Regions from separate parts of the Homo sapiens genome. Here region 1 is linked to region 2. The links are chromatin contacts, found by Hi-C or POLR2A ChIA-PET in ENCODE. All regions are on one chromosome and are shown on one strand. The core of a region is the stretch at or near the end of the contact, and the rest is flanking DNA. Distances in the headings are between cores, read along the strand shown. Region 1 holds the start of LIPT2-AS1 (LIPT2 antisense RNA 1). Region 2 holds the start of RNF121 (ring finger protein 121).

Region 1 (5,607 bases), core at 3,083-5,582, 2.6 Mb before region 2:
TCATTATTACTGTTAAAAACATCTTTGATATCCTCTTCTTCCAGCTTACTGACAGTCTCTGGATGTATATTTTTTGTATATGTAAGGAGGTCAGACATTATTTTTTTCTCACTTGACATACTGAATCCTTCAAAGTTACCATCTTGTTCATCATCATTACTGAACTTGCCAGTAAACTTCTCTGTTGCTTCATGACCAGCAGATGCTTTATTGCCACAAGTCTTTAAAAATTTAATGCCATGTCTTTTCTTAAATTTCTGCAACCAGCCTGTTGAATATTCACAGTTCCCCTCAATTTTTAGTTCATTGTGATATATCTTTGCTTGTTTCATGATCAGCATACCATTAAGTGGCATGTGTTCACTGCGACGCTGACGGATCCACTCTTTCAATACACGATCAAGATCTTCATTTTTAGCTTTATGAAGTGTTTTTCTATTTTTCATTAATATCTGCTCATCACTTTCAGCATAAAACTTCAACAGTTTATCCTTCTGTTTCTTCAGGTCATATATGGTGGTCATTCCAACACCATACTCTTCCGTAAGATGTTTCACACTTACACCACTGTCCAGTTTCTCCAACAACTTGACTTTCTGTGCTATAGATAAACATAAATGCTTCCTCTTTTTCTTATCACTGATATTCACAGGGGTATCTTTAGGTCTTTTTGACATTTTCAACAATATATTTATACCACACAGCAGAGAATAAGCAAAAAAATGCAGTGAGTAATGCACACAGGTCTTGGCCCCATGTGGGGCATTGTGGGAAACCTGTTGTTGGCGTGTCCAGCCTGCACGCATGCCATTTAATTACTTTTTGTGGGAATGCATGGGGAAATCCAGGTGTGAGCAGAAAAACTGCAGCAGAAGAGAGCTGGGGGGGTCTTTTTTCCCACTGGGGATGTTGCATGAACTGGGTGTTGTGCACCTGTGTTTTGACTGCAACTCACATAAGGTCAGGTATGAAATTTTCCATTTGTGGCATAATGTCAGCACTCAAAAAGTTTAGGATTTTGGAGCATTTCAGATTTCAGATTTTTATATTACGGATGCTCAGCCTGTATTGGTAGAGGAATAAACACATAGATCAATGGAACAGAATACAGAAACTGGAAATAGGATCACACGAATATGTCCAACTGGTTTTGACAAAGGCATAAAAGCAATTCAATGGAGGAAACATAGCCTTTTGAACAAATGGTGTTGGCGTAATGTAACATGTATATGCAAACAAACAAAAAAGAACAACCGCAACAACAACCAAAGTTTTACACCTATTTTAAAAATTAACTCCCATTTTGTAGGTTGCCTGTTCACTCTGATGGTAGTTTCTTTTGCTGTGCAGAAGCTCTTTAGTTTAACTAGATCCCATTTGTCAATTTTGTGGGGGGGGGGAGGGATAGCATTAGGAGATATACCTAATGCTAAATGACGAGTTAATGGGTGCAGCACACCAGCATGGCACATGTATACATATGTAACTAACCTGCACATTGTGCACATGTACCCTAAAACTTAAAGTATAATAATAATAAATAAAAAATTAACTCAAAATGTATCATAGACTTAAATGTAAAATAAAAAATCTTTAAAAAAATAGGCAGTAGAATGTCTTCAGGATCTAGGGCTGGGCAAAGAGTTATTAAACCAAAAGCATCAATAAAAGGAAAAGTGGATAAATTGGACCTTATCACAATGACAAACTTTTGCTCTGCAAAAGATACGGTTAAGAGGATGAAAATACAAGCCATACACTGTGAGAAACTGTTTACAAAGCACATATTTGACAAAGGGCTAATATCTAGAATATATAAAGATATCTCAAAACTCAACAGTACGAAAAACAATTAATTAGAAAATGGGCAAAAGACATGAACAGACATTTCACTGAAGGGAATATACACATGGAAGATAAGCACATGAAAAGATGTCTTACATCATTAGTCAATAGGGAAATACAAATTAAAATCACAATAAGACACCACCACACACCTATTAGAATGGCTAAAATAAAAGCTAATGCTCATGAGGATGCAGACAAACTTGATCATTCATACACTGGTGGTGGGTATGTAAAATGGTACAGCCGCTCTGGAAAGCATTTTGGCAGTTTCTTAAAAAACGAAACATGTAACTACCATGCAACCCAGCAACTGCACTCCTGGGCATTTATTCCGGAGAGATGAAAACTTAGTTCACACAAAAACCTGTACACAAATGTTTACAGTACCTTTACTCAGAATATCTGAAAACTGGAAACAACCCAGGTGTTCTTCAGTGAGTGAATGGCTAAACAAACTGTGGTACATTCATACTATGGACTACTACTCATCAATAAAAAGAAACGCGCTATTGATACATGCAACAACTTGGATGAGTCTCCAGATAATTATGCTGAGTGAAAAAAAAATTCTAAAAGGTTGCACTCTGTATGATTCCATCTATACAACACAGACGTTTGCCAGGAATTAAGAAGCAGTGTAACTACAAAGAGCAACATGAGGGATCCTTGTGGTGATGAAAATGTTCTGCATCTTGACTTTATCAATGTCAGTATCCTGGTTGTGATATTGTACTACAGTTTTGCAAGGTGTTTCCATTGGGGGAAGCTGGGTAAAGGGTACATATAATCTGTCCATATTATTCCTTACAACTGCATATGAGTGTCCAATTTTCTCAAATAAAACATTTAATTAAAATAGTACATATGTGATTTCTCTTGTCCAAACCCTGATTGATAATTTGAACCCTTCATCAGACTGGAAAATTTCTCTTCTATTCCTAGATTGCTAAGTATTTTGGTCAGAAGAGGTGTTTATTTTTGCCAATAGATTTATCTGTATTTTTTAACATAATCATAGCTTTTCTTTAAAAAAAATTTTTATTATTTCTTCCAATGAAGGCTTTTCTCTTTTAAGGTAAATTACATTGTTTGATTTCAGAATGCAAAACCAACCTTGCATTCCCGGGATAAACCCTACTTCATCATGATGTATTAATCCTTTTATAAATTGCTGGATTTGATTTGCTAATATTTGCTTAGGATCTTTATGTCTATGTTTATGAAATGTTTTTCAGACACCTATGGTGTCTGAAAAGTCCTCAGTAAAAATTCATTGAATTCAGACTTGTTTAAATGATACTCTAACTGCAACATAGCTGATGTTGTGGTCCAGACACCCCCTCAGGGCCTAGACAGTCATTCCCTCAGCTTCTGGAGTTGGTTACTGATGATACACAACTGAGTCCTTCTCTGGGGGCCGCCCTCCACCGAGGGAAGCAGTCTTGCCAAAAAAAAAAAAAAAAAAAAAATCACAGCTCCTCCCCAGGTGTAGCCTGTATCCATGACTGGTCAATGCAAGGATAAGAGTTTCTGGCCCCCTTGCTTTAATGTGGAACTACTCTGAAGGGTCATCCTAGGCTCCAAGCATGCCTTGGGATTGGTCAAGGCCTCTGCTGCAACTGTTTTGCAGGCCAACTTCTTCCTCTGCCTACAAATTCCTGCTTCCTTCACTTTCTTACAGGTGCTGATCTTTAAGTTCTCCCTACCTCCACCAATAACCTTGTAGGCAAGCTAATCTCCCTCTTGCGTCCCCCAGGGGCTCAACACAGGACACACCACGTTACCCTGTTTTATTTTTCTTTTCATAGCATTTAACACCTTATACGTGAAATAACCTTATTTACTTAACACTTAAAATACTTATCGTCTGCTGTAAGAATGTAAGCTTACCAGGACAGATCTTTCTCATACGCTATGCACCGCTGTATCAAGCGCCTATGGCAGGGCCTGCAGAACACAGCAGGCACTAAATACTGGTTGTTGAATGAACCGATGAGTCTGGCCCCGCGCTTTTGGTCCTGGGATCACATATCCCCCCTCCAGCTTTTAACACGCACCTGGGAGCTGCGGCTCGGGGTGTGCCCCCGAGTCCCCGCCCCTCAGGCCACGCCCCCAGGCCCACGGAGAGGGCGGGGCCCCGCGGACGCAACGGTGGGCACGATGCGGCAACCCGCCGTTCGGTTGGTGCGCCTGGGTCGGGTGCCGTACGCCGAGCTACTGGGGCTGCAGGACCGCTGGCTGCGGCGGCTGCAGGCCGAGCCAGGCATTGAGGCCCCGTCGGGGACTGAGGCGGGCGCGCTCCTGCTCTGCGAGCCCGCGGGGCCCGTGTATACGGCCGGGCTGCGCGGCGGCCTGACGCCCGAGGAAACTGCGCGGCTACGGGCCTTGGGCGCCGAGGTGCGCGTCACAGGCCGCGGTGGCCTGGCCACCTTCCACGGCCCGGGCCAGCTGCTTTGCCACCCGGTACTCGACCTGCGGCGTCTCGGCCTGCGCTTGCGCATGCACGTAGCGTCGCTGGAGGCGTGCGCCGTGCGCCTGTGCGAGCTCCAGGGCCTGCAGGACGCCCGCGCGCGGCCCCCGCCCTACACTGGCGTCTGGCTAGACGATCGCAAGATCTGCGCGATCGGTGAGCGCCGCGGAGCAGGGCGGTACCTGAGAGCCGAGGTCGGAGCTTGAGGCCTGGGGGCGGGGTCTGACGGGGCTGGACCAACGGAGGTGAGGGCCGGGAGGAGGCGTATCTAGCGCGGGTTTTGAATCACAGCTACCCGCTGCGTTTGAGTTTTTAAGCCCCTTTTCAGATATCGTATATTCAGAAGCAGAAGGCTCCTCACATCTAGTCCAACACGCATTTCTGTTAAGGGAGAGACAAGAGAAGTGAATTGCCAGGTTACGTCCTGCGAATGACAATGTCATGGCAAATAAGGGTGCTAATTTTCAAACTTTTTTTTTTTTTTTTTTTTGAGACAGAGTCTCGCTTTGTCACCCAGGCTGGAGTGCAGTGGCGCAATCTCGGCCCACTGCAAGCTCCGCCTCCCGGGTTCACGCCATTCTCCTGCCTCAGCCTCCAGAGTAGCTGGGGCTACAGGCGCCCACCACCAGCCCGGCTAATTTTTTGTATTTTTAGTAGAGATGGGGTTTCACCGTGTTAGCCAGGATGGTCACGATCTCCTGACCTCGTGATCCGCCCGCCTCGGCCTCCCAAAATGCTGGGATTACAGGCGTGAGCCACTGCGCCTGTCCCCAAGCTTTTTTTTTTTTAAGTATTGGAATCTGTTAAAAGACATTTCCTGGAATCCTCATGATGAGTGCAGCTGCTTGAAGCCACGCACCCCTTCCTTTCATTTGTTTCCTTTTCCCATCTGAGTACAATCCCTTGTTTCTCCAGAAACAAAATTTGAAAACCGGTGATCTAATCCAGTTTTCTCATCGCCCTGAGAGGGACACCAAAGCCCGGAGAGTGGAGGGTATCTACTCTAAGACCCTTTGGCTTGCCTTGCAGGAGTCCGCTGTGGAAGGCACATCACATCCCACGGCCTGGCTCTCAACTGCTCTACCGACCTCACGTGGTTTGAGCACATCGTGCCCTGTGGACTGGTTGGGACAGGCGTCACTTCCTTGAGTAAGGAGCTCCAGAGGCACGTCACCGTGGAAGAAGTAATGCCACCTTTCCTTGTGGCCTTTAAGGAGATCTACAAGTGCACACTGATCTCAGAGGACAGCCCCAACTGAAGAGTACTCATAACAGCCAGGATGCTCCTG
Region 2 (5,196 bases), core at 1,331-3,830:
ATTGGTAAAGATCCTGTCTTACTCATCTTTGAATTATCAGTGCATAACACACAGTAGACCCCATAATTACATATTAAAGACGGATTTCACCTGCTGTTTCACAAGCTAAGGCTGCAAAGAAACAGCTGGGGAGACATTAGTAGAAACCTGAATACCAACTAAGGTCTGCCAGACCAGACCTCTGTTATTTTTGGAGCTTGAAGGGATGACTGTTCTGCTTCTCAGAGCTTACTTTCTCAAACATACAACAACAAAAAAGATAGAACCAGTCCACACGGAATTTCCAGACAACAGATTATACCTTTTCTCAGGAAATGAAACAAGTAACAAGGTTCCTGGAATGAATGCTAGTGGTTTCATATAAAGTTAACTCCTATGCATGATACTCTGTAAAGTCTATTATACTACTAGACGCTCTCAAGTCCTTCAAGCAATAAAGAAAAGCTAAGAAACAAAAATCAAACATGTCTTAATGAAAATGTTATTTTCTTAGCCGGGCGCGGTGACTCACACCTGTAATCCCAGCACATTTGGGAGGACAAGATCGGCGGCTCACCTGAGGTCAGGAGTTCGAGGCCAGCCTGACCAACATGGAAAAACCCTGTCTCTACTAAAAATACAAAAAATCAGCCGGGCGTGGTGGTGCATGCCTGTAATCCCAGCTACTCAGGAGGCTGAGGCAGGAGAATTGTTTGAACCCAGAAGGCAGAGGTTGTGGTGAGCTGAGATTGCAATACTGCACTCCAGCCTGGGCAATAAGAGCGAAACTCCATCTCAAATAAAAAAAGAAAATGTTATTTTCTCCTCTGCCAAAACTTCTGCTGTTTATCTCAATGAACCCTGACATATGTAACTACAGCTTTGAGATATACGTAATTGTCTCAAGGGAGAGCCCATGACTAACAAACCTTAAATAAGAACTTCAATACAGTATTTACCCTTTCCAAAGTGTCTTCAAATATATCTCACTGAACCACAGCCAACTGTAATCACAGAAATGTAAAAGCTAGAAGGGGTCTTGGAGGTCATTTCCACAACCACTCCACCTAACCAACCAACTGGTATCCAAACACCTGTAGTCTCTAGTGATTGGGAGGTAGAAGACTACAACACTTCTTTAAAAATCCCCCTGCTGTGATCACCTGTCAATTTCTCAGTCCCTTCCTCCCACCTTAATGATCCCAATCAGGTAATCCAACTCCTCCAACTCATCCCACTACCAGGCAACAGTCTTATTGCTTCCCAAGTCCACTTCTCCCTTTCTCTGAACCTCATCTTCAATCATCCCCAATCCTCCCCACTCTTCCCACACCCAACACACAGCAAGGGGCCTCTAAGATTCTGACCCCTCAGAGATCTCACTGGTTCTATCTCTGACAACCAATCCCCTTCCTCCTATTCCTGTGATGTCTTTGCCCATATGCTGGCATGTGCAAGATCACAAACACCACTAGCTATCAATGTCTCCATGGCTTCAGAATCTTTTCACCTCTGTCTCTGCTTCTCTGCCCTGTCCCTTCATTCCTTTCACACTCAACATCTCCTTCCTCCTAGTGATTCCTTCAAGGACCACTGGTATTTTAATACACCAGTCTTTAAATGCCTATTAGATAGGTAAAGGGAACATACAATCTCAAGGAGCTCACCTTCAAGGAACTCATAAATCCAGAAGAAGAGAGAGACACTTATTTATCGTTTAAAACTCAGCAACTCCGGGAAGCCTTCCCTATCCCAAGCTGAAATGTTGCACACTTCTCAGTGCCACCATTATATCTCTAATGCAATGACTAGTCTTCTTGTCTGTCTCCCACCACTAGACTGTGGGCTCTTCAACGGAGGGGCCCCTTGTCTCCCTAGCACCTGGCCCAGAACCCGGAGCAAAAGTCATAATGTTTATTAAGTGAATAAATGCATGAATTCCGGCATACAATCATTTATTCATCCACTTGTTCCTTCATTCGTTGGCCAAAACTTTACTGAGCATGCATTAGATACAAAGTCTTAGAATGGAACGATAAATAAAACAGTTCCAACTTTAAGATAACTCAAAGCTATACTACTAGTGGATTAGCACTCTTTCCCGGTCTGTGTCCCCAACCCCCACCCTAGGCTTAGACAGAGTCCTCTCCCACAGTAGAAGCCCAGCCTTCCCCTGAAGAAATTCACGTCCCTCCAACTCAAACTACCTCTTAGCCCTTCGGTCCTACCCTAAGACACCCAGCTAGTAATCACAAAATCTTAACACCCCCACCCCTCCGACCTCTCTCTCTGTCCTCCATCTTCACCCTTGAGGCTAATGCAAGTCTTCTACTCCCAAGGCCGCCTCGGAGTCCCCAAGTCAGGAGTGCCTCTGACTTCGCTCTCCACGCACCCGCCCCCTAGTCAGCTCCTTCCCTCTCAGGATCTTTCCCTTCTCTCCTAAGACCCCCACCTCCCGATACCTCACTGCCCCTCCCCTCAGTCTCAGGTTGAGTCTCTCCTCGTCTCTCAACTCCGCTTACCTCATCCAGCTCCCGTTCCCCAGCAGCACCACCTCCAACCTCCACCTCCACCACTGCCGCCATCTTCACGGCTCGCCCCCTCACCGCAGTCCCCGCGCGAGCCAGCTGCTTCCGCTGCTCAAGTGCTCCTAGCCAATCGGCGGCTCGGACTCCAGCAGAGGGGGCGGGGCATCAACACAGGCGGAGACTGTCAGGGATCAGGAGGTTATCTACTTGCTGCACGTTTCAGGGTCAAGGAGAGGGGAGTACCGTGCCCTTGCAAGCTTCAGCAAGGGAGCGTTCTTGGAAAATGAGAAATTTGAATCGCATTATTTTCAGTGCAACTATTTAACCAATTCTTCCCTTTGGAGAGCCAAATGGGAGCGTTCCAAAACGGGCAACTTTCGCGACGCTCCCTCAGTCTGGGCTCCAAGGAGCGAGACGTGGGGACTAGGAACTACGTTTCCCAAGCTGCACTGAGGCTGACCCGGAAGTTTAAATTCCGCTCCCTCCACGAAAGAGTTGTAGTGAGTGAAAATAAATATTAAAACACACGGAAATGTATTTTCCTGGCTGCAGCACCTGCCATCTTGCCTCGGTAGGACTCATTTTCAAAAACAGCAGCTTCTTGAAGCCCCAGAACGCATTCCTGTGCTACGGAAGACGGAAGAGTAGCTCTCGGGGTCAGAAGGCGAAGGTCAGAAGGCCGAATTGGCGGGAGAATAGGTTTGGTGGTCCGAGATCCGAGGCAACGGTGGCTCCTCGAGGTCCACGGTCCCGGGTGAGGGGCGTTGGGATTTGTTGATGGGGAGGGGAGTGGCCGAGAGGGAGGAGGGTGGCCATCAAGGAAATGAACTGAGCAGCCTGTTCCCGATGAGCTGTGAAAGCAGCGGTGCGGCTTGAGCTCCCGAAACTGAGAGCTGAAGAGCCTTGCGGGACCTCCAGGGCACCCACATTCCGCGTCTTACTTAGGCTGTCATGCCAGTTCACACACCTCGGCACACTTTTCTAACCCACATCCTGCGGCCCCAGCTTCTGCCTTACCCTCCTTTTTATACACCATTCACTGTCCCACCCCTACGTATACCTTCATAACTGATTTTTCAGCAGCCGGTGAACTCGATACCTTGCAAGCCTGTAGCCCCAGCTCACACGCCTCTGGGCGTCCGCCTGGATCTGTCTGGTGAATGGAACTAGGATGGCCTGTGAGCCCACAGAACGTCTAGAAAAGTCAGCTTTACATTGGGACCAACAGAAAATTACAGGGAATTATCTACATCATCCACAGGCATCCCATTTACTTAAAAATAATCATTTTTATTTTGTGACACTTAATACGGAGAATATTGTAAATACTGTACACCCATCACCCTAAATTGACTACTGGCATTATGATTTATTTGCTTATTTTTTAAAAGCTAGATAATACAATAAAAGTTAAACTTACCTGTTTTTTCTACTCTCAAGCCTATTACCCTCTCATCCTCTCCAGAAGCAACTATTATGAATTAGAATTAGCTTGTGTTCTCCCAGTCCATTTTTAATAATTATATGTAGCCATGACTATATAGTATTGTATTGTGTTTCATTTTGTTTTTTAATCTGAGTGCTTTTTTTTTTTCTTTGAAACGGTGTCTCGCTGTGTTACCAAGGCTGGAATGCACTGGTTCAATCTGGGCTCACTGCAGCCTCCGCCTACTGGGTTCAAACGATTCTCATGTCTCAGCCTCCCAAATAGCTGGGACTACGTACGCGCCACCACGCCTGGGGAAATTTCATATTTTTAGCAGAGATGGGGTCATGGCCATGGTCTCGAACTCCTGACCTTAAGTGATCCACCCGCCTCGGCCTCCCAAAGTGCTGGGATTACAGGTGTGAACCACTGTGCCCAGCCTGAGTGATACAGGGTCCGGCTCTGTCGCCCAGGCTGGAGTGCAGTGGCGTGATAACTGCTCACTGTAGTCTCATCTCCCAGGCTCAAGCAATTCTCCCACCTCAACCTTGTGAGTACCTGGGACTATAGGCATGTGCCACCACACCTGGCTAATTTTTAAAAATATTTTGTGGAGATGGGGTCCCACTATGTTGCTGGTCTTGAACTCCTGGGTTCAAGCAATCCTCCTGAGCCTCCGCCTCCCAAAGTGTTGAGATTACAGGCGTGAGCCACTGTACCCAGCCTTTTAGGTATAATTATTTGTCTTTTATTTTATTTTATTTTATTTTATTTTATTTTATTTCATTTTTTGAGACAGAATCTCACTTTGTCACCCAGGCTGGAGTACAGAGGGGTGATCTTGGCTCACTGCAACCTTTGCCTCCCGGGTTCAAGTGATTCTCCTGCCTCAGCCTCCTCAGTAGCTGGGATTACAGGCATGTGCCACCACACCCAGCTAATTTTTGTATTTTGAGTAGAGACAGGGTTTCACCATGTTGGCCAGGCTGGTCTCAAACTCCTGACCTCAAGTGATCCACCCACGTCAACCTCCCAAAATGCTGGGATTACAGGTGTGAGCCACCACGCCCAGCCTAGGTATAATTTTTTAGATACGTTGTGAGGTAGGGATCTACTTTTATTTTTCTTCACATTGTCAACCAATTTCCTGAACATCATTTATTACTTTATTGTTTCTGACAGAATCATGATGCTGCTCTGAAGTGTGGGAGATCATGAACATGACAAAAATCCACATCCTCAAAGAGCTTGCTACTTAGTGAG

What was found. Hi-C counts contacts between places; a loop is a spot of excess contacts on that map. ChIA-PET counts read pairs that join two places held with the same protein, here RNA polymerase II (POLR2A). Pooled maps may share reads with other maps.
Region 1: a map of CD4-positive, alpha-beta T cell shows a loop between it and region 2 (6-fold over the local background). The contact joins the promoter of LIPT2-AS1 here to the promoter of RNF121 in region 2. A Hi-C loop is called at or near these places in 1 of 168 maps with a recorded cell type or tissue (CD4-positive, alpha-beta T cell), 1 of 37 single-sample maps with no recorded cell type and 6 of 50 pooled maps. POLR2A ChIA-PET finds 5 or more read pairs at or near these places in 5 of 52 experiments (CD4-positive, alpha-beta T cell, CD4-positive, alpha-beta memory T cell, CD8-positive, alpha-beta T cell and 2 more).

The regions. Positions count from the first base shown.
Region 1 is chr11:74,492,105-74,497,711 of GRCh38, reverse strand. It overlaps LIPT2-AS1 (LIPT2 antisense RNA 1), which reads right to left and starts at 4,332. Exons shown (of 2, transcript NR_171028.1): 1 at 3,739-4,332; 2 at 1-1,063. LIPT2 (lipoyl(octanoyl) transferase 2) reads left to right here and starts at 3,988. Exons shown (of 2, transcript NM_001144869.3): 1 at 3,988-4,474; 2 at 5,348-5,607. The coding sequence starts at 4,009. The coding sequence ends at 5,577. RefSeq lists silencers at 3,753-4,002, 4,113-4,222.
Region 2 is chr11:71,926,430-71,931,625 of GRCh38, reverse strand. It overlaps RNF121 (ring finger protein 121), which reads right to left and starts at 2,580. Exons shown (of 9, transcript NM_018320.5): 1 at 2,502-2,580. The coding sequence starts at 2,564. It overlaps XNDC1N (XRCC1 N-terminal domain containing 1, N-terminal like), which reads left to right and starts at 3,032. Exons shown (of 6, transcript NM_001375847.2): 1 at 3,032-3,261. XNDC1N-ZNF705EP-ALG1L9P (XNDC1N-ZNF705EP-ALG1L9P readthrough) reads left to right here and starts at 3,032. Exons shown (of 11, transcript NR_172895.1): 1 at 3,032-3,261. RefSeq lists an enhancer at 2,890-3,199.